2 separate regions of the Homo sapiens genome follow, and region 1 is linked to region 2. A link is an interaction called in ENCODE POLR2A ChIA-PET data of the cell type or tissue named here. Cell type or tissue: PC-3. All regions are shown on one strand. Each heading gives the region's core, and the rest is flanking DNA. Links, peaks and the distances in the headings are about the cores only.

Region 1 (10,275 bases), core at 875-8,874, 140 kb after region 2:
ATTCTCCTAATAAAAATTCAGCTTAGATTATCTTTCCTGATTTTCAGTTCTGCAAACTTAGCCCCTGTGTGATTGAGACAAATTCAGTGTAGGTATAAACCTGAATTTGCACATAGACTTATATGCTGCAGAAAACTTGTTTCTCACCTTCTTTTCTGAGCACTTCTGGCTGATGCCCTCCTTTATCAAGGTTAAATGGATAAAATAGATGTGAAGATTTTTCTTGGTGGAGAAGATATCTTAAGTTTCAATAGAATGGAGGATAGTATATGACAAAGGAAAGGAAGGCCACGTGCTGCTTCTTCTAGAGCGGTTACTGCCTTAAAAACTCAAACTGTAGCTATGTTATTTAGTTGCAAAAATTTATAAAAATTTAGCTCAATCACCCACAAATTGTAACATTCTTCGGTACTATGTAATTAAATTGCATTTTAGAGACGGCATAGAGACGGCGTATTTTTTTTTTCTCCTTTTTGAGACGGAGTCTTGCTCTGTTGTGCCCAGGCTGGAGTGCAGTGACGCGATCTCGGCTCACTGCAACCTCTGCCTCCCAGGTTCAAGCGTTTCTCCTGCCTCAGCCTCCTGAGTAGCTGGGATTACAGGCACCCGCCATCATGCCTGGCTAATTTTTGTATTTTTCAGAGACAGGGTTTCACCATGTTGGCCAGGCTGGTCTTAAACTCCTGACCTCAAGTGATCCACCTGCCTCGGCCTTCTAAAGTGCTGGGATTACAGGCATGAGCCACCGCGCCTGGCTTTTAAGATGCCGCCTGACAGTTTAGTGGATATGTGAGGAGAAGAAGCCGAGCAAAAATGTGTTAAACATGTAAAAGCTTCCATCTGACTGAATAGTTGGCACATGCATTTTAATCTAGATGTATTACAACGTACCTGGGATTTGTTTTAATCAAGTATGGTGAGGCCAACAGATCAGGAGGTGACTGCCATGAAGGAAGAAGCTCTTACTCACAGTTCCCTAGAAACAGGAGGCATAACACCTCACATGGGGCCATATGGGAAAGCACCTGCGTAGGTGAAGGGGCAGAAAAAGTGAGGGGAAAGAACAGGCAAAAGACTGTATTGTGAGGCAGGGGAAAGGGCTGGCTAGGTTTGGGATTGGCTAGTTTGAATAATTTTAGAGTGCTCCAGGATTCATGAGCTGCCTATAGTTGTAGTTGTCTGATGCCTGGCCCTGGAATAATAAGGGCAGGGGAAAATTGCCTCTTGCAGGGTTAAAGCCAAATAGAGGAGGTGGTTCAGAATATGGCTCTGGATTGATTGGTTTACATATCAAAGGTGTGGTCATAGGCAAGCCAGGCAAGCCATTTACCATCTCTCAGAGTTAGCTAGTCCTGGGAGGGGCAGTCTCTGGGATTAGCAAGACCCCAAAATGTCAAACCATAAAAAAATACAGACAATGAAAAACAGAATTAATACAGCAGGATTCAGAATATTGACAGGAAGGGGAAACAGTCAGTTGCCTTCCTGGTTTCATGAAGTATCTAATGCAGTGCCATTGATATGTGCTGTAAATATTACTGGACACGTTACTTGCATGTATTTTGGATTAAGAGGAGATTATGCTAAGGATCTCATTTATGGGCTAATGTTTGGCATTTTCTTGGCAACCAAAGTCATGCTAATCAGGTGACAGTAACAATTTCCTTTTTAAGGTATTTCCAGATTTAGACCCGCCTTCTTAGAGTTTAAGTCAGAGGGTGTGATGGTTAATTTTATGTTCCAGTTTGACTGGACTATGGGGTGCCTAGAAATTTGGTCAAACGGTATTCTGGGTGTGCCTGTGAGGGGGTTTCTGGATGAGAGTAACATTTGAATGGGTAGATTGAGCAAAACAGATTGTCTTCCCCAATGTGGGTTGGCCTTACGCAATCAGCTGAAAGCCTCAGTAGAACAAAAAGGCGAACACTCCCGTGAATGAGAGACAATCAGCCCTGCCTGCCTGAGTGTCTTGGAGCTGGGATATCGGATGTTCTTCTGTGTTGAGAGTCAACTGAAACATGGCTTGTCCTGTGTCTTGAGCTGGCCTTGAGACTGAAACTGTACCATAGGCTCTCCCGGGTCTTCAGCCTGCTGACTACAGAATTGGGACTTAGCTTCTATAATCTTGTGAGCCAGTTTCCAGGAATGTCCTTCATGTAATAGGGAAATGATGATGTTTGCTTTGGTTGCCTCCCTCATTCCTTTCACCTCCTCCAGTTAAATCTTGTTTTGACCCTTTATTGGCTGTGGGTGCAGGGAGTTTTCCCATGTTCCAGGAGGCAGCCAGCTTGTAACTAGCAAGCATTGCTATGTTTGTATTTCTGATACATTTTCTAAAAGAGATCGCAGAACAAAGGGTCCTGACTCACCAAGGATACAGGTATTTGTTGTGATTTACTTTCTCATTCAAAATACATATTGGATATTGTATCTAATTTTGTATTGGTAATTTTGGGTTATGAAACCCCAGATTTGAAGCCCCAAATTGTATAGGGTTCAATGCCCATAAAACCCAGATCTGCCCCTGCTTAGAGGCCGGCCCCTCTAGGAGACAGCATGTGGGGCCACCCAGAGATGCAGGACTCTTCTGTTCTGCCCTATCGCAGCAGAGAGGCCATCCCTGGAGCTGGAAGGTGCAGACTGGGAATTGCTCCTTCTCTGAATTGCTAGCTCCTGCTAATGCCTGCATTGCTGCTGCAAAGGATATTCAGAAAAAGTTGCTCGTCAGAAAAAGAATTCATGCTAGCTCTGGCCCTGCTGCTGATGCATTGTGTGAAACCCTTGAGTGACTTCACCTCTTGGAACTCAGTTTTCCCATTTGTAAAGTGATATCAATACTTCCGGTGTGGGCTCAGGTTTGGGCCCTGTGAATTGTAAAGCTCTATGCACATGGGAGGATGTATGATTATAAGTTGTGTTGCTATTACTTGTATTGCTAATATCTTGCTATTATTGAAATATGCCCAAACCTTAACATTTCAGTGACTAAAGAGCAAAACCAGTGTTCACTCTGACATAGTTTTTTTAAATTTTTCATTCATTCACTCATTTTAAGTTTTTATTGTGTAAACTTTCATCAAACATGTACAAAAATAGACTGCCACAAGGAATGCCCATATATATCCATCCACTGATTTCAAATTATTGCCAACTCATGGCCCATTTTGTTTCATCTACACCCCTACCCACTTACACCTCCTAAAATATTTTCAAGCAAATTCCGAGTCATTTCAACTATAAGAATCTCGGTGTATATTTCTGAAAGATAAAGACTCCTAAAAAATTAAATCAGTACTATTATTGTACCTTGCCCTTCTCTGCCAAAAAAACTTAATTTCTTTCTTTTCAGTTTATTTAGTAAGCTAAAATTTAGTAACAGGGAGGCCGAGGCTGGTGGATCAACTGAGGTCAGGAGTTCGACACCAGCTTGGCCAACATGGTGAAACTCAGTCTCTATTAAAAATATATAAATTAGCTGGGTGTTGTGGTGGGCGCCTGTAATCCCAGCTACTCAGGAGGCTGAGACAGGAGAATCGCTTGAATCCGGGAGGAGGAGGTTGCAGTGAGCCGAGATCATGCCACCGCACTCCAGTCTGGGCAACAGAGTGAAACTCTGTTAGAAAAAAACAAAACAAAACAAAACATATATTCACTCTCACCTCCCACCTCACTCCATGGGATTCAACCAAGCTACTTTAACTTTTTTTTTTTTTTTTGAGACAGGGTCTTTGTCTGTGGCCCAGGCAGGAGTGCAGTGAGGCAGTCTCCACTCACTGCAACCTCCTCTTCCTGGGTTCAAGTGATTCTCCTGCCTCAGCCTCCCTAGTAGCTGGGATTATAGAAGCACACCACCACGCTTGGCTAAATTTTGTACTTTTAGTAGAGATGGGGTTTCGCCCTGTTGCCCAGGCTGGTCTCGAACTCCTGAGCTCAAGCAGTGCGCCCGCCTTGGCCTCCCAAAGTGCTGGGATTATTTTATTTTCATTCAAATTTAAAGTAGCTTGGGCCAGGCCCGGTGGCTCAGGCCGGTAAATCGCAGCACTTTGGGAGGCCAAGGCGGGTGGATCTCTTGAGGCCAGGAGTTTGAGACCAACCTGGCCAACATGGCAAAATCCCGCCTCTACTAAAAGTAGAAAAATTAGCTGGGCGTGGTTGTGGGTGCCTGTAATCCCAGCTACTCGGGAGACTTGAAGCACAAGAATCGCTTAAGCCCAGGAGGCGGAGGCTGCAGTGAGTGGAGATCATGCTGCTGCACTCCAGCCTGGGCGACAAGTGACAGAGCAAGACTGTCTCAAAAACAAAATAAAATAAAATAATTTCAGCCAACAGGCATTTTTCCTGAATTATTAGATAGTTTGAATTAAGTTCTGTTGCTTAGTCATGTGACCTTAGGCAAGTTCTCTATCTCTACTCAAACCCTCAATTTTATCATCTGTAAAATGGGGATTTTATTTATAAGGTTATGAGGAGTCTTTGAGACAGCACAAGTACAACTGGTAAACAATAAATGTTAGTTATTATTTCAATGATAGTTTTTTGTTTTTTTGTTTTTTTGTTTTTTTTTTGAGACGGAATCTTGCGCCACCGTCACCAGGCTGGAGTGCAGTGGCACGATCTTGGCTCACTGCAACCTCCGCCTTCTGGGTTCAAGCGATTCTCATGCTTCAGCCTTCCCAGTAGCTGGGATAACAGGCATGTGCCACCATACCCAGCTAATTTTTGTATTTTTAGGAGAGACGGGGTTTCACCATATTGGCCAGGATGGTCTCCATCTCCTGACCTCGTGATCCGCCCACCTTGGCCTCGCAAAGTGCTGGGATTACAGGCGTGAGCCACCACACCCAGCCAGAATAGATTATTTTCCTACCAAATCCTGTCTTCTGGATTTGAAATAAGAAAATATTTGGTTAAGAGGTGTAAATAACTGATAATAGCATTAGGGCTGACTTAATTAATTAAATACGCCCAGAAAGCCCAAGTGGGAGGATTTAGTTGAGGAGGAGGAGGAGTTTTCCAACAGTCCCTCCACCTGGGCACCAGGTGTAAGCCTGACCTGTGCCGTGTACACAGTGCTCATTCGTGCCCTGAGACAGGAAGCTACAGAGATCCAGACCAACAGCTCACAGTAAGCTTGGGCCAGGTCTGGCGGGAAGAACAGAGTAGGCAACAAGAGCTGGACACTGTTTAATGATTAGACTGTTTTCCTCTTTGATTTTGGAAGTGTTCTACAAAGGTGATCTGTTAAAGGTTGGCCCTGTGGTTATTGAAACCCAAAGCAGAGTGGGCCCAGCCTGGCCTAGGCTTGAGAGGAAACAATTGTAAATCAAAGACCCACTGTGTCCTCAAAAGCAAAAATAGCTGAAGGGTTGATGACAATCCTTGGCTTGGTGAATCTTTCATTAAGAATGCTCTGAGTAATTCTTGCTTAGCCAGCAGCTCTGTTTGAACTCTGCCAGGTGCCCTGGCTGCTCACAAACCATGTCATGTGACATAAGATTAGGAAGCTTTTGACACAGGCAGTCTGTATTGCTTGTCCAGGAAGGGCTGTAGTGGAAAGGTATGAAGTCCCAAAGACTTGTCCAGACCAGGTCTGGAACTAGGGGCCAGTGATGGAAGTAGGGGATGCCCAGTCCGCTGTCTTATCTTTCAATCAACAGGGACTTTACTTCTCCAGTTAGACTGCAGTCATATCAAAGCATTCATTCCCATCCTTTGAAGGAGGGACACAATCAATTTAGAATAGAGGAATTTTAATCTAACTTAAAAGCATAATACTATTTGATTATAAAATATATTGCATGTGCCATTTGGTAAATGAAAGTTAAATTTACCTTATTTATTGATGTTTTTCTTTTTCTTTTTTTTGAGACAGAGTCTTGCTCTGTTGCCCAGGCTGGAGTGCAGTGGTGCAATCTTGGCTCACTGCAACCTCCGCCTCCCTGGCTCAAGCAATTGATTCTCCTGCCTCAGCCTCCTGAGTAGCTGGGATTACAGGCACCTGCCTCCATGCCCAGCTAATTTTTTTTGTATTTTTGGTAGAGACAGGGTTTCACCATGTTGGCCAGGCTAGTCTCAAACTCCTGGCCTGAGGTGATCTACCTGACTTGGCCTACCAAAGTGCTGGAATTACAGGCGTGAGCCACTGTGCCTGGCCTCATTTTTTAAGAATTGCTGGGGTAAGGGGAAATGAGAAGGTGGGATATGGGCAATGCTTTTTGTTGTTGTTGTTTTTGTGTGTGTTTTTTTGAGACAGTCTTCCTGTCACCCAGGCTGGCGTGACCTCAGCTCACTGCAACCTCTGCCTCCCGGGTTCAAGTGGGGGTCCTGCCTCAGGCTCCCAAGTACCTGGGATTACAGTTATGTGCCACCACAGCCCGCTAATTTTTGTATTTTTAGTAGAGATGCGGTTTCACCATGTTGGCCAGGCTGGTCTTTAACTCATGACCTCAAGTGATCCATCTGCCTCAGCCTCCCAAAGTGCTGGGATTACAGGCACGAGCCACTGTGCCTGACTTTTTTTTAAGCCTTTGCAATGTGGTCTGGCTCTGTCGCCCAGGCTAGAGTGCAATGGCATGATCTTGACTCATTGCCACCTCCACTTCCTGGGCTGAAACCGTCCTCCTACTGTGTCCGGAATTGGTGGGTTCTTGGTCTGACTGACTTCAAGAATCACCCTGTGGACCCTCGTGGGGAGTGTTACAGTTCTTAAAGGCGGCGTGTCCGGAGTTTGTTCCTTCTAACGTTCGAATGTGTTTGGAGTTTCTTTCTTCCTTCTGGTGGGTTCGTGGTCTCCCTGGCTCAGGAGTGAAGCTGCAGACCTTCACAGTGAGTGTTACAGCACATAAGGGTAATGCCAGTGTGGACTCAAAGAGCGAGCAACAGCAAGATTTATGGCAAAGAGCAAAAGAAGAAAGCATCCACAACACGAAAGAGGACCAGAAAGGACTGCCACCGCTCGCTCGGGCAGCCTGCTTTTATTCCCTTATCTGGCCCCACCCACATCCTGCTGATTGGTCCATTTTACAGAGAGCTGATTGGTCTGTTTTTATAGAGAGCTGATTGGTCCGTTTTGACAGGGTGCTGATTGGTGTGTTTACAAACCTTGAGCTAGACACAGAGTGCTGATTGGTGTATTTACAAACCTTGAGCTAGACACAGAGTGCTGATTGGTGTATCTACAATCCCTTAGCTAGACATAAAGGTTCTCCAAGTCCCCACCAGATTAGCTAGACACTGGGTACTGATTGGTGCCTTTACAAACCTTGAACTAGACGTAAAAGTTCTCCAAGTCCCCACCTGACTCAGGAGCCCAGCTGGCTTCACCTAGTGGATCCCGTGCCAGAGCCGAGGCGGAGCTGCCCCCGGGTCCCGCACCGCGCACCTGCACTCCTCAGCCCTTGGGCGGTCAATGGGACAGGGCATCACAGAGCAGGGGGCGGCGCCCATCAGGGAGGCTCACCCGTGTGGGAGCCCACCGCTGGGGGGCTGGGGCATGGCGGGCTGCAGGTCCCAAGCCCTGCCCTGTGGGGAGGCAGCTGAGGCCTGGAGAAGAATTCAAGCGCAGCACCTGCGGGCCGGCACTGCTGGGGGACCTGGTGCACCCTCCGCAGCTGCTGGCCCGTGCTAAGCCCCTCACTGCCCGGGCCTGTGGCACCAGCCTGCCACTCCAAGTGCGGGGCCTGCTGAGCCCACGCCCACCCAGAACTCGTGCTGGCCCGCGAGCGTCGCTGGCAGCCCCGGTTCCCGCCCGCGCCTCTCCCTCCACACCTCCCTGCAAGCAGAGGGAGCTGGCTCTGGCCCCTGCCAGCCCATAGAGGGGCCCCCACAGCGCAGTGGCGGCCTGAAGGGCTCCTTGAGCATGGCCAGAGCGGATGCCAAGTCCGAGGAGGTGCTGAGAGCGAGTGAGGGCTGCGAGGGCTGCCAGCACGCTGTCACCTCTCACTACCTCAGCCTCCAAGGTAGCTGGGACTACAGGCATGTGCCACTATGCCCGTCTAATTTCTTTTTTTTTGTATTTTTGGTAGAGATGGGGTTTTGGCATCTTGGCTATGGCTGGTCTCAAACTCCTGGCCTCAAGCAATCCTCCCACCTGGGCCTCCCAAAGTGCTAGGATTACAGGCATGAGCCACCGTACCCGGCCTTGATTTTTAAGTGTATTTCATCTTGTAAGAATGTAGAGATGAAGTGGCTGCATTCTCCTGTATCATTGGTAGTTAATTCTTCTTCTTCTTCTCCTTCTCCTCCTTCTCCTTCTTCTTCTTCTTCTTTCTTTTTTTTAAAAACAGACTCTCACTCTGTTGCCCAGGCTGGAGTGCAGTGGCATGATCTCAGCTCACTGCAACCCCCCGCCTCCTGGGTTCAAGCAATTCTTGTGCCTCAGCCTCCCAAGCGTGTGCCACCACGCCTGGCTAATTTTTGTATTTTTAGTAGACAGGGGGTTTTGATATGTTGGCCAGGCTAGTCTCAAATTCCTGACCTCAAGTGATCTGCCCACCTTGGCCTCCTGAGGTGCTGGGATTACAGGCGTGAGCCACCACGTCCGGCCGGTAGTTAATTCTTATTTCTTAAAAAAGCTGTATGTTTCAGGCTATCTTCTGAGGAGACTAAGAAATCATATCAGATTTATGCTCCTTGTTGACAGAAGTTTTCAGTTTTCTATTTCTTCTCTGCTGACTTTAGGGTCCAGTTTGATCTTCCATTGAGTGATTGATTGATTGATTGATTGAGACAGAGTCCCACTCTGTTGCCCAGGCTGGAGTGCAGGGGTGTGATCTCAGCTCACAGCCACCACCACCTCCCAGGTTGAAGCAATTCTTGTGCCTCAGCTTTCACAGTAGCTGGGATTACATGCACGGGGTACCACGCCGGCAGGTCCGGCTACTTTTTTCTAGTTTTTGTAGAGACCAGGTTTCACCATGTTGGCCAGGCTGTTCTGAAACTCCTGATCTTAAGTAAGTGACCCGCCCACCTCAGCCTCCCTAAAGTTTTGGTATTACAGGCGTGAGCCTCCTTTTTTTTTTTTTTTTTTTTTTTTTTGCCTTCTCGTTAAGATTGTGTGGCTGGCCGGGCACGGTGGCTCACACCTGTAATCCCAGCATTGTGGGAGGCCGAGGCAGGTGGATCACTTGAGGTCAGGAGTTCAAGACCAGTCTGGCCAACGTGGTGAAACCCCATTTCTACTAATAATACAAACTTAGGTAGGTGTGGTGGCAGGCACCTGTAATCCCAGCTACTCGTGGGGGCCGGAGACAGGAAAATTGCTTGAACCTGGGAGGTGGAGGTTGCAGTGAGTCGAGATCCAGCCTGGGCGACAGAGCAAGATTCCGCCTCAAAAAAAAAAGAAAAAAGAAAGATTGTGTGGCTGTTGCTTCCTTCAATTTTATCTTTCTCTGCTTGTTGCTATAAACTTGGTTTAGGTCAATGTCAGAAATTACTGTTGGTTCCTAAGTGATGTTTTCTGATGCCACTTCTAACATCAAATATATGTTCTCTTTTTCAATACCAATCAATACCAACTAGGTGCCCAATAATTCAATTCAATTGTGGCATTAGCTCCCGGAGTTAGTGGAGGCCCCGTAGTTTAAAGCTCAGTCCCACAAGACTGCCCTCACTTCAGACGCCAGCCAGGCAGGGCATCTGCTGCTGGCCCCAAGGGGACCCACACCTGTGTCTAGCTGACTACAAATCCCAAGGCTCCCATGATCCATCCTCCTCAGGTTCTATAATCAGCTAGAACTACTCAAAGAACTCAGGGGAACACTCTACCTCAGTTTACTGGTTTAGTATAAGGGATACAGCTCAGGAATGGCCATATGGAAGAGACATATGGGGCAAGGTAGCAGGGTGGTGCAGAGCTTACAGGCCCTCTCCGGTCACACCACCATCCAGCACATCAGTGAGTTCACCAACCCAGAAGCTCTTGTCTTGTTATAGAGCTCAATTTCCAGCCCCATTCTCCCTCCCAAGGTTAGAGGTGGGGCTGAGAGTTCCAACCCTCTAATCGTAGTCACGTGTTTGGTTTTTCTGGTGACCAGCCCCCTCCTGAAGCCATCTAGGGATCCCACCTTGAGTCACCTTACTAGCATAAACTCAGGGACTCATTATGAAAAACAAATGACACTTCCATCACTCAGGTAATCCCAAGAGTTTTAGGAACTTGGAGCTGGGAACCAGGAACAAAGACAGAATATGTTTTATATTACACCATGGTTTAAAAGTGGCATTTAGGCTGGGTGGGGTGGTTTATGCCTGTAATCCCAGCACTTTGGACGGCAA
Region 2 (10,275 bases), core at 1,440-9,439:
GCTGAGACTATAGGTGCATGCCACCATGGCTGGCTAATTTTTTAAAAAGTTTTTGTAAAGATAGGGGTCTCGCTTTGTTGCCCAGGCTGGTCTCAAACTCAAGGGCTCAAGCAAACTTCCTACTATGGCCTCCCAAAATGCTGTGATTATAGGAGTGAGCCACCACACCTATCCAACAATTAGTGCCAGACACAGAGAGTTTAATATTACCTGTTCCTGTCCCTATTTAACTCATCATCTAGGAGACAGAGTTTCATAAAAATAGCTATAAAAGATGTGATAAATGCTGCTAACCACATATAAATTATTATGAGAACATGACATAGAGGATGATACTACTAATATCTAACTATCATTCACAGACACGAATCCTTTTTTTAAAAAATCCAAACTCATAAATAAATCAAACACGGGTGATTTCATTGTAAAAACAATTGTTTATTACATATTATATATTAGTGACTTTTTACTTTTTTTTTTTTTTTTTTGAGACAGAGTCTCACTCTTGTTGCCCAGGCTGGAGTGCAATGGCATGATCTCAGCTCACCGCAACCTCCACCTCCCGGGTTCAAGCGATTCTCCTGCCTCAGCCTCCTGAGTAGCTGGGATTATAAGCATGTGCCACATGTATTTTTAGTTGAGATGGGGTTTCTCCATGTTGGTGAGGCTGGTCTCGAAATCCAACCTCAGGTGATCCACTAGCCTCGGCCTCCCAAAGTGCTGGGATTACAGGCATGAGCCACCGCACCCAGCCTATATTTTTTTATTTTTTTGAGACAGGGTCTTGCTCCATCACCCAGGCTAGAGTGCAGTGGCCCGAACATGGCTCACTGTAGCCTCAACCTCCTGGACCCAAGCAATCTTCCTATCTTAGCCTCCCAAGTAGCTGGGACCACAGGTGTGTGCCACCACATCTGCTAATTTTTCTTTTTATAAAGACGGGATCTCCCTGTGTTGCCCAGGCTGGTCTCCAACTCCTGGGCTCAAGTGATCCTCCTGTCTTGGCCTCCCAAAGTGCTGCAATTAGAGGTATGAGCCACAGTGCCTGGACTATTAGTGACTTTAAAAGGTTCCATTCATCAGGCCTGGTGCAGTGGCTTATGGTTGTAATCCCAGCACTTTGGGAGACTGAGGTGGAAGGATAGCTTGAAGCTAGGAGTTCAGGACCAGCCTGGCAACAAAGCAAGACCATGTCTGTACAAAAAATTAAAAAATTAGCTGGGTATGGTGGTATATGCATGCAGTCCTAGCTACTCTGGAGGCTGCGAGGGTAAGATTTCTAGAGCTCAGGAGTTCGACGGTGCAGTGAGCTATGATGGTGTCATTGTATTCCAGCCTGGAAAACAGAAAAAGACCGTGTCTCGAAAAAAAAAAAAGACTCCATTCATCTAAAGATAATTTACACACGAATTTCAGAAATACATCTGCCTGTTTGTCTATTATCAGTTTCTATACACCTTCACATGTGTAATATACTTTTATTGAATACTAGATAATCCAAATTAGATACATGTATCAGCTGTAATTTGACATTAACCACAATATAAGTAAATATTAAAAACTCTTTATTACAGAAGGAGAAGCAAAGGCACAGTAAAACTATTTACCCTAGATCAACAGGACAAAAGAAGACCTGAAATTAATTTTCATTTCCTCATTTAATATTTTATTCAATAAAAGCTAATCCTTTTAGAAGGTCATGGACTCACTGGGCATTGTGGCTCACACCTATAATCCCAGCACTTTGGGAGGCTGAGGCGGGCGGATCACAAGGTCAGGAGTTCGAGACCAGCATGGCCAATATGGTGAAACCCCGTCTCTACCAAAATACAAAAATTAGCTGGGCATGGTGGTGGGCGCCTGTAGTCCCAGCTACTCGAGAGGCTGAGGCAGGAGAATCGCTTCAATCTGGGAGGGGCAGGTTGCAGTGAGCCAAGATCGAGCCACTGCACTCCAGCCTGGGTGACAGAGGGAGACTCCATTTCAAAAAAAAAAAGTCATGAACTCAAAACAAAAAAAAACAAACAGGCTGTGCATGGTGGCTCACGCCTGTAATCTCAACACTTTGGGAGGTGGGAGGCCGAGGTGGGCAGATCACCTGAGGTCGGGAGTTCAAGACCAGCCCGACCAACATGGAGAAATCCCATCTCTACTAAAAAGACAAAATTAACTGGGTGTGGTGGCACATGCCTGTAATCCCAGCTACTTGGGAGGCTCAGACAGGAGAATCGCTTGAACCCAGGAGGCAGAGGTTGCGGTGAGCTGAGATCGTGCCATTGCACTCCAGCCTGGGCAACAAGAGTGGAACTCAGTCTCCAAAATAAATAAATAAATAAATAAATAAAAATTTAAAAACAAGAAAAAATAGCTAATCTTTGGGTTACAGAAGAAACAAAAATGATTCCTTCTTCACTCCAGACCATTTGGAGGAACTGAGAGGGGAAGTAATAGCCTCCAGAGTAACTAAATAGACAGTACTTGATCATGTAAAGCTAATTCTCTATAAGAAAATTCCAGATTCAGTTTAAACTGTACAGAAAGAACTAATGGGAAGAGGAGAAAACTAAAATGTGAATAGCATATAACAACATCACTGTTTTACCATCAAGTAGAATTGCTCCTTCAATTTCTTTTATTTCTACCTTTTTAGCAAAACTATTCTCACTTGGGTGAGAACCCATTTTCATTGGTACTTCAAAACTATTCATAAGCAAAAATCAGTGTCAAAAATATTTAGTAACTTAAAAAAAACAAAAAGTATAAGTAGAGACGGACAAGAACTCCTCCTGCTTTCTCCCACTGGGCTCATCGTATTTCTGTTCCATTACATAAGAGACTAAAACTGACAAACTCTGTTTTATCGCTAACACCTAAAAGCAATAAATGTGATTTGTTACCATATTATGATAAAATTTAACCAAAAAATTTTAAAGATCGGATATTCTGCAGTTTACAGTGACATTTATGTATATATGCCTAAAAGCTACATATAAACCTTGAATTCATTTAAAATTATTTCCAAAGAATAAATGAAGGCTGCTTTTGAAGTGCCAGGCATTTTTCTAATTACTTTACAAATATTAACTCATTTAATATTTGTAATAACTCTATTATAAAGTAGGCACTACTATTAGTTTCCTTTTACAAATAGAAAATGGAGGCACAAAGATGTTAGGTAACTTGCCCAAGGTCAAACTGGTAGGAAGTTAGGGAGCCAGAGCTTGAGCCAAACTATTGGTCTCAGGGTCTGTTCTCTTGACAACTTCTCTTTGTTGCCTCTCATGGGTCCTTGTAAATACCAATCAAAAGTCTACAATCAACCGGGTATGGTGGCTCACGCCTGTAATCCCAGCACTTTGGGAGGCTGCGGTGGGAGGATCACATGAGGTCGGGAGTTCGAGACTAGCCTGGCCAACGTGGTGAAACCCCATCTCTACTAAAAATACAAAAATCAGCTGGGAATGGTGGCACACGTCTATAATCCCAGCTACTTGGGAAGCTAAGGCAGAAGAATCGCTTGAATCCGGGAGGTGGAGGTTGCAATGAGCCAAGATTGCGCCATTGCACTCCAGCGTGGGCAACAAGAGCAAAACTCCATCTCAAAAATTAAAAAAAAAAAAAAAAAGAAAGAAAAGAAAAAAAAAGGCTACAATCAATAGTCCATAAATAAATATAAACCAATCTAAAGCCTACAGAGAATGTGATCTTTTAAAGCAGAAACACATCCATATAACAACTAAAATGGCAATTACAGCTAAGCTATGGTTTGATATTTACTATTGTCAGATAGAGTGTAAAATTTCATTCTTCAGTGTAGAAGAAATTCCCAGGAAATCTAATTTTCTGCTTCCTCATGCAGAATCCCAAGACAATATCCTGTTTTCAATTTTTATTCAAAAGGAGCAAGGGAATATTACTTCTATCTGAATAGTTAAGTGGTTGTTCTCCTCCTTTAAGCTCTGACATTTTCAAACCAGAAGCTTCTATGTACTGTTATAAAGTGATCTGGAGGTGGAACTCTATATAGAATCACTGCCTCCAGGTCTAGAGTTGAGTATACAGTATACTGCCTATTGCATAAAAAAGGGTGGTGAGAAGCAGGATATGAACATATATATGTATTTGCTTATGTTTTCAAAAGGAAGTGCTGGAAGGATAGGCTAGAAACCAATTAAAAGGGTCTACTCTTATGGAATGGTATGGGGAGATGGAGTGGAGGGGAATGAAAGCAAGACTTCTCTGTGTTTTCTTTTAAAAAATAATTTTTGGCCAGGCATGATGGCTTATCTCTGTAATCCCAGCACTTTGGGAGGCCGAGGCGGGTGGATCACTTGATCTCAAGAGTTCAAAACCAGCCTGGGAAACAGGCTGCAGAGTTTGCAACCAGCCTGGGAAACAAAGCCTCGTCTCTACAAAAAATACAAAAGTTAGCCAGGCATGGTGGTGCATGCCTGTGGTCCCAGTCCCAGTCCCAGCTACTCGAGAGGCTGAGGTGGGAGGATTGCTTGAGCCTAGGAGGTCAAGGATGCAGGGGGCTGAGATCACGCCACTGCACTCCAGCCTGGACAACGGAGTGAGACCCACTCTCAAATAAATAAATTAATAAAATAAAATTTGACTTTTGCAACATGTTTTGCATATTTACAAAATAAATCAACAGAGAAAAAACCCATCCCTGTCCCACCCCACCATGTCATCAAAACAAAACAAAATTCAACAAGAATGGTAACAAACCAAGCTTCTTGTGGGGATTCCCTCTGTGAAGTTTTCAGGACCTGAATCTCCAAGTCTGGAATTAGAGATCACAAGAGCTACCCTACTTAAGTGTGTCCAAATGTAAATATATCTCTCCCCATAGAACTTCAAGAGATTACTCTGAAGCAATGGTACTGTGGAACTCAGGGACACCAACTGCTTTGGTTTACAGCTTTATTCATCAAATTCTATGTATCTTTGAATCTTCCTCAAGCAAACTAAGTTTTTTCTTCCAAATTTCCACCATTATTTCATAGAGCAGAATAAGTGAAATAAGGTCTATATCTAGATATCCCCTCATAATATTTCAGAATACAAAACAACAAAAAAAAGAAGATCCCAAAAGTTTCAGTGTGAAGCTTGAGTACCTTCTTAGCTCAGGAAATACCTATCTATCTATATCTTTAACAATTCCCTCCCTTTCATTTTTTTAGATGACTTTTAAAAATTGACATAAAATTCATGTAACAAAATTCACCATTTTAAAGTGTACAATTCAGTGGTTTTCAGTACATGTACAAGGTTGTGCAGCCATCATCACTACTAATTCCAGAACATGTTCAACACCTCAAAAAGAAATACCATATGCATTAAGTGGTTACTTCTTTTTATTTTTTAAGTTCTATTTTTCTGAGGTTCTTAATAGTAAGGCTTGGCTGGGGGCGGTGGCTCATGCCTATAAACCCAGCACTTTGGGAGGCCGAGGCGGGTGGATCACGAGGACGGGAGATCCAGATCATCCTGGCCAACATGGTGAAATCCCGTCTCTACTAAAAATACAAAAATTAGCCATGAGTGGCGGCGGGCCCCTGTAATCCCAGCTACTCTGGAGGCTGAGGCAGGAGAATCACTTGAACCTGGGAAGTGGAGGTTGCAGTAAGCCGAGACCGCGCCATTGCACTCCAGCCTGGGTGACACAGTGAGACTCTGTCTCAAAAATAAATAAATAAATAAATAAATAAATAAATAAATAATAAATTTCAGGAATAATTTTAATTTCAAAGAGCTATTTCTTGTATTTATTTTTCCAAAACATTTTACTGTTTTATTATTCTGAGCATATTAATAAGATAATTTAAAAACTTTTCTCCTGGTTCTGTTCTTTTCTTTTTCCTTTTTTTTTTTTTTGTCTCACTCTGTTGCCCAGGCTGGAGTGCAGTGGCTTGATCTTGGCTCACTGCAACCTCCACCTCCCAAGTTCAAGTGATTCTCATGTCTCAGCCTCCCATGCAGCTGGTATTACAGGTGGGCACCACCATGCCCAGCTAGGTTTTGTATTTTTAGTAGAAACAGGGTTTCACCATGTTGGCTAGGCTGGTCTCAAACTCCTGGCTTCAAGTGATCCGCCCACCTTGGCCTCCCAAAGTGATAGGATTACAGGCATGAGCCACCATGCCCAGCTTCTCCTGGTTCTTTAAGTTACTTCTCTTTCCTTTAGGGTTAATTTTTCTATTAGTTTAGTTTTGGTCATTTTAATTCATGGTGCTGGTTTTTCCCACATGCTGGAAGATTCTTGGTTGTCTATTCATACTTAGGGCAGAAGGATAGGGAAACTATCCTTTGTAAAAAGGAAATGCTGGAAGGATAAGCCAGAAATGAATTGAAATAATATTTTTTGGTAGAGACAGGGTCTTCCTATGTTGCCCAGGCTGGTCTCGAACTTCTGGGTTCAAGGGATCCTTCTGCCTCAGCCTCCCACAATGCTAGGATTGCAGGCATAAACCACCATGTCCAGCCTAAAATGGTTATTAATATGGGGTGTAGGGCAGGGCAGAGGATAACTATATTCCTTTAGGATGAGTAGGTGGAGAATCAGGATATGAGGTGGTAGAAATCTGAATTCTGGTAAAAGTAAGACTTATTTTGGAGCATCAACTTCCACACTAATTCTTAGTTTTCCCTGAACATTTTGTTCAGTTTCTTTCTAGAAGAACTATGTGGTGTTTTACTTGGCGGAAAGTGTAGGCTGCCTGAGTAGAGGTAGGAGTAAGAAGGGAGGTAGGGGCATAGTGACCACTGGGAACGGCTTCCCACTTATTCAATTAATCTTCCGTTTTCAGCCCCAATTCTCATTTCTGCTCATCTCTGTCCCTAAGCCTTAAGATCTGTTGGGCTGGTCCAGTTCCTAGTTCAGAGTATGTTCTACACATTGCTTCTTGGCTTGTTTTCTCCTTCAACCCACTCATATGTACTTTACAACTTCCAAAAATTTCTGGAAATGTGTTTACTGGTAACCCAATCATGTAATTCTCTTTGGTGTTTTGGTACCTCTATGTTTTTATCTTAATGGACTCTCAGAGAGACAGGAATCAAATGGTGCTGTCTGGTCTACCTTCTTGGAACTTAGTACTTTTAAGGAAAGGGAAAGATTTGACTTTCTATAGAAAATTCCAGAGACACAATAGGACCGGTCAGTTCTATTGTCTCTTATTTTTACATAGTATTTATTTATGAAGAAGCAAAGTGACTATGTAGAACAAACACTAAGTACTTCTTTAATATTTAATAGAAGTTTCATTATTATGGGTTCTTAACTTATATGTGTAGCATCTTCTGTGTTCTGTTATTGCATGTTTCTGAGGGAGTGTTTCACTGCTTTCATCAGAATTCCAAAGGGTTTATAACCTAAAAGAGTTTAAGAACCACAGGACTATATAAATGTACTCTCTCAAGCAGTGTTAAAAAAATTCCCATTCCATGATGATATGTTTACATCTTAGATCTTAACTGCAGGTGTTTAAATCTCAAAAAAATTAATGTTTAAAAATAATTTTGAAGCTGTTTAAAAATCCTAAGGCAACCAGTAAACAAATGACTATATAATATGTTGAGAAGCAGTGGAGTTTCCTTTAGGAACACATTCTTTTTTTTTTTTTTTTTTGAGAGAGACAAGAGTCTTACTCTGCCGCCCAGAATGGAGTGCAGCAGCATGATCTAGGCTCACTACAACCTCCGCCTCCCGGGTTCAAGCAGTTCTTCTGCCTCAGCTTCCTGAGTAGCTGGGATTACAGGCGTGCACCACCATGCCCAGCTAATTTCTGTATTTTTAGTAGATATGGGGTTTCACCATGTTGGCTAGGCTGGTCTTGAACTCCTGATCTCAGGTGATCCGCCCACCTCGGCCTCCCAAAGTGCTGGGATTACAGACGTGAGCCACCGTGCCTGGCCAGGAACACATTCACATGCATTATGCAGTAGCTTAACAAAAGAAAAACTTCACTTGGGGCTTTAGCTCTTTTGTACAGTAGCTGAGAGTACGGAGGGGTGGGGATGCTAGATAATTTTCCAACCTGATGACCTGGATAGCTACTTGGAATATCACCATTTAGGTACAGTGTCAAGTTTTGCACCAGAAGACCCAGTCACTAAGTAAGAGGTCCTGGATGCTGTGGGCCAGTCATGGCAGCTCACACCTGTAATCCCAGCACTCTGGGAGGCCAAGGTAGGAGGATGGCTTGAGCACAGGAGTTTGACATCAGCCTGGGCAAAGGATGACCCCCTTGTAGGTAGGCCCTGTCTCTACAAAAATCACAAAAATTAGCTGAGCATGCTAGTGCACGCCTATAGTCCCAGCTACTCGGGAGGCTGAGGTGGAAGGATCACTTGAGCCTGGAAGGTGGAGGTTGTAGTGAGCTGAGATCACACCACTGCACTCCAGCCTGGGCAACAGCGCAAGAAGATCACACCACTGCACTCCAGCCTGGGCAACAGTGCAAGAAGATCACACCACTGCACTCCAGCCTGGGCAACAGAATAAGACTCTGTCTTAAAAGCAAAAACGAGAAATAAATTCAAAGAAAATGTACGTAAAGAAACAAAAAGTTTACTGCACTCCAGCCTGGGCAACAGAGCAAGACTCTGTCTTAAAAGCAAAAAACAAAAAACAAATACAAAGAAAATATAGGTAAAGAAACAAACAAAAAATCTACAGTCTAAGTTTTTTTAGGCTAAAAAATAAAAAAGATGATGAGGAATTGATTGATATATTAGCCAGGAGCATCAGTGTTCCTACAAAATGAAATTATCAGATATTAACTCTAGTTCTTTGAGGCAAGTTTTGCTGAAGCTACTTAAATGTCAACTTTTGGGTTCTACTTTTGAGTCTGACATCTGGGTAAATGTTACTTCATATAATAGTTCAGGTAATTATTTTATACATATTTTCAAAATAAGCAAAAAATTTAAAAACAGTAATACAGTAAGAAGCAGAGCTGTGTAGATAGCAATGTATGATTTTAACTCTTTATAATTAAACATTAAAATTTGTTCAAAACAGGCAAATAAAAATGTGTGCATTTGCAGAATTATGTTGATACGATGGCTGCAGTCAAGTTCAGCCACACAGCATACATTATACCTGTGATAGCTCTGCTTAAAATCTAAGCTATGGTAGCTTTGGCTGAAATACCTGAAGTAAAAGAGAGAAGCTAATGCTCATTAACGGGTTAAACCCATGTGGTTTTGCTTTGTTCAATAAACTGAAAGTAAACTTTTTTCTGATGATATCTTCAGGACATAGGGAGCAACCTTTGAAGATTAATGATCATCATATAATTTTATATGTGTAAACTGTTTAGCTGACTAGGCTAAATGTACCCTGGAAAAGATGTTTCTGAATAAATTTTGTTTATCTATTTTCATTTGCTTTGTTCAAACAAGATATCACTGGAACGAGTTCAGTTAATCAGGGTTATAGTTCATTGTGGTTTTACTATAAAATATTATAAAGCAAAAGAAACACCAACTACCTACCTAAGCGATGAAATCCAAAGGTGAATCTTTTGGTTGGTGATTTTGATGATAGCCACAAAGCAAGCAGGGTGAGTATGATGGCGCTTAGGTCAGTTAACATATGAAGTGCATCTGTCATGATTGCTAGGCTATTTGCAATGTATCCACCTTAGAGTTACAAGTAGGAGAAAAAAGGAACAAGTTAATTTTTTAAAAAAGCAAGCAATCAAACTAGAAATATGCAATATCCTACAAAACATGAACTTCTAACTAAATCTTTATCCCATTACAATTAAATCAAGGTATTCTGAAATTTCATTCAAAATATTAGATATAGGTTCATTTTTCTGGTGAGAATATCCACTTCTTTTTTTCTTTTTTTTTTGAGACAGAGTCTCACTCTGTTGCCCAGGCTGGAGTGCAGTGGTGCAATCTCAGCTCACTGCAACCTCTGCCTTCTGGGTTCAAGTGATTCTTCTGCCTCAGCCTCCCGAGTAGCTGGGACTACAGGCACGTGCCACCACGCCCGGCTAATTTTTGTATTTTTAGTAGAGACAGGGTTTCACCATGTTGGCCAGGCTGGTCTCAAACTCCTGACCTCAACTGATCCACTCGCCTCGGCCTTGCAAGTGTTGGGATTATAGGCGTAAGCCAATGTGTCCAGCCAGAATATCCATTTCTAGTAACACATGCTGCAAGGAGTCAATGACCTTTAGAAAGTTAAGAACCACAAGGCAAATATATAGTGATTTTGTGTCTTGGTACTGAAGCTTTTGCTTAACTTACTAA

The links. Peaks named below come from ENCODE experiments on the same cell type or tissue, not always from the same donor. Only the 100,000 strongest peaks of a DNase experiment are listed, where the experiment ranks them.
Region 1: POLR2A ChIA-PET joins it to region 2 with 17 read pairs; 4 of 35 experiments call an interaction of 5 or more read pairs at or near these places.

What each region holds. Positions count from the first base shown.
Region 1 is chr15:45,643,629-45,653,903 of GRCh38, forward strand. The region is part of intron 1 of SQOR (sulfide quinone oxidoreductase); the gene reads left to right. Among named protein-coding and RNA genes, the nearest start is that of SQOR, 14 kb to the left of the region's middle. In PC-3, for the core only: no CTCF peak of the experiment used is centred there; DNase peaks (open chromatin) are centred at 2,193 and 5,413; H3K4me3 peaks cover 627 bases; H3K27ac peaks cover 4,933 bases.
Region 2 is chr15:45,501,631-45,511,905 of GRCh38, forward strand. It overlaps SLC30A4 (solute carrier family 30 member 4), which reads right to left. Exons shown (of 8, transcript NM_013309.6): 3 at 9,508-9,654. It also overlaps the pseudogene HMGN2P46. Among named protein-coding and RNA genes, the nearest start is that of SLC30A4, 16 kb to the right of the region's middle. In PC-3, for the core only: no CTCF peak of the experiment used is centred there; no DNase peak of the experiment used is centred there.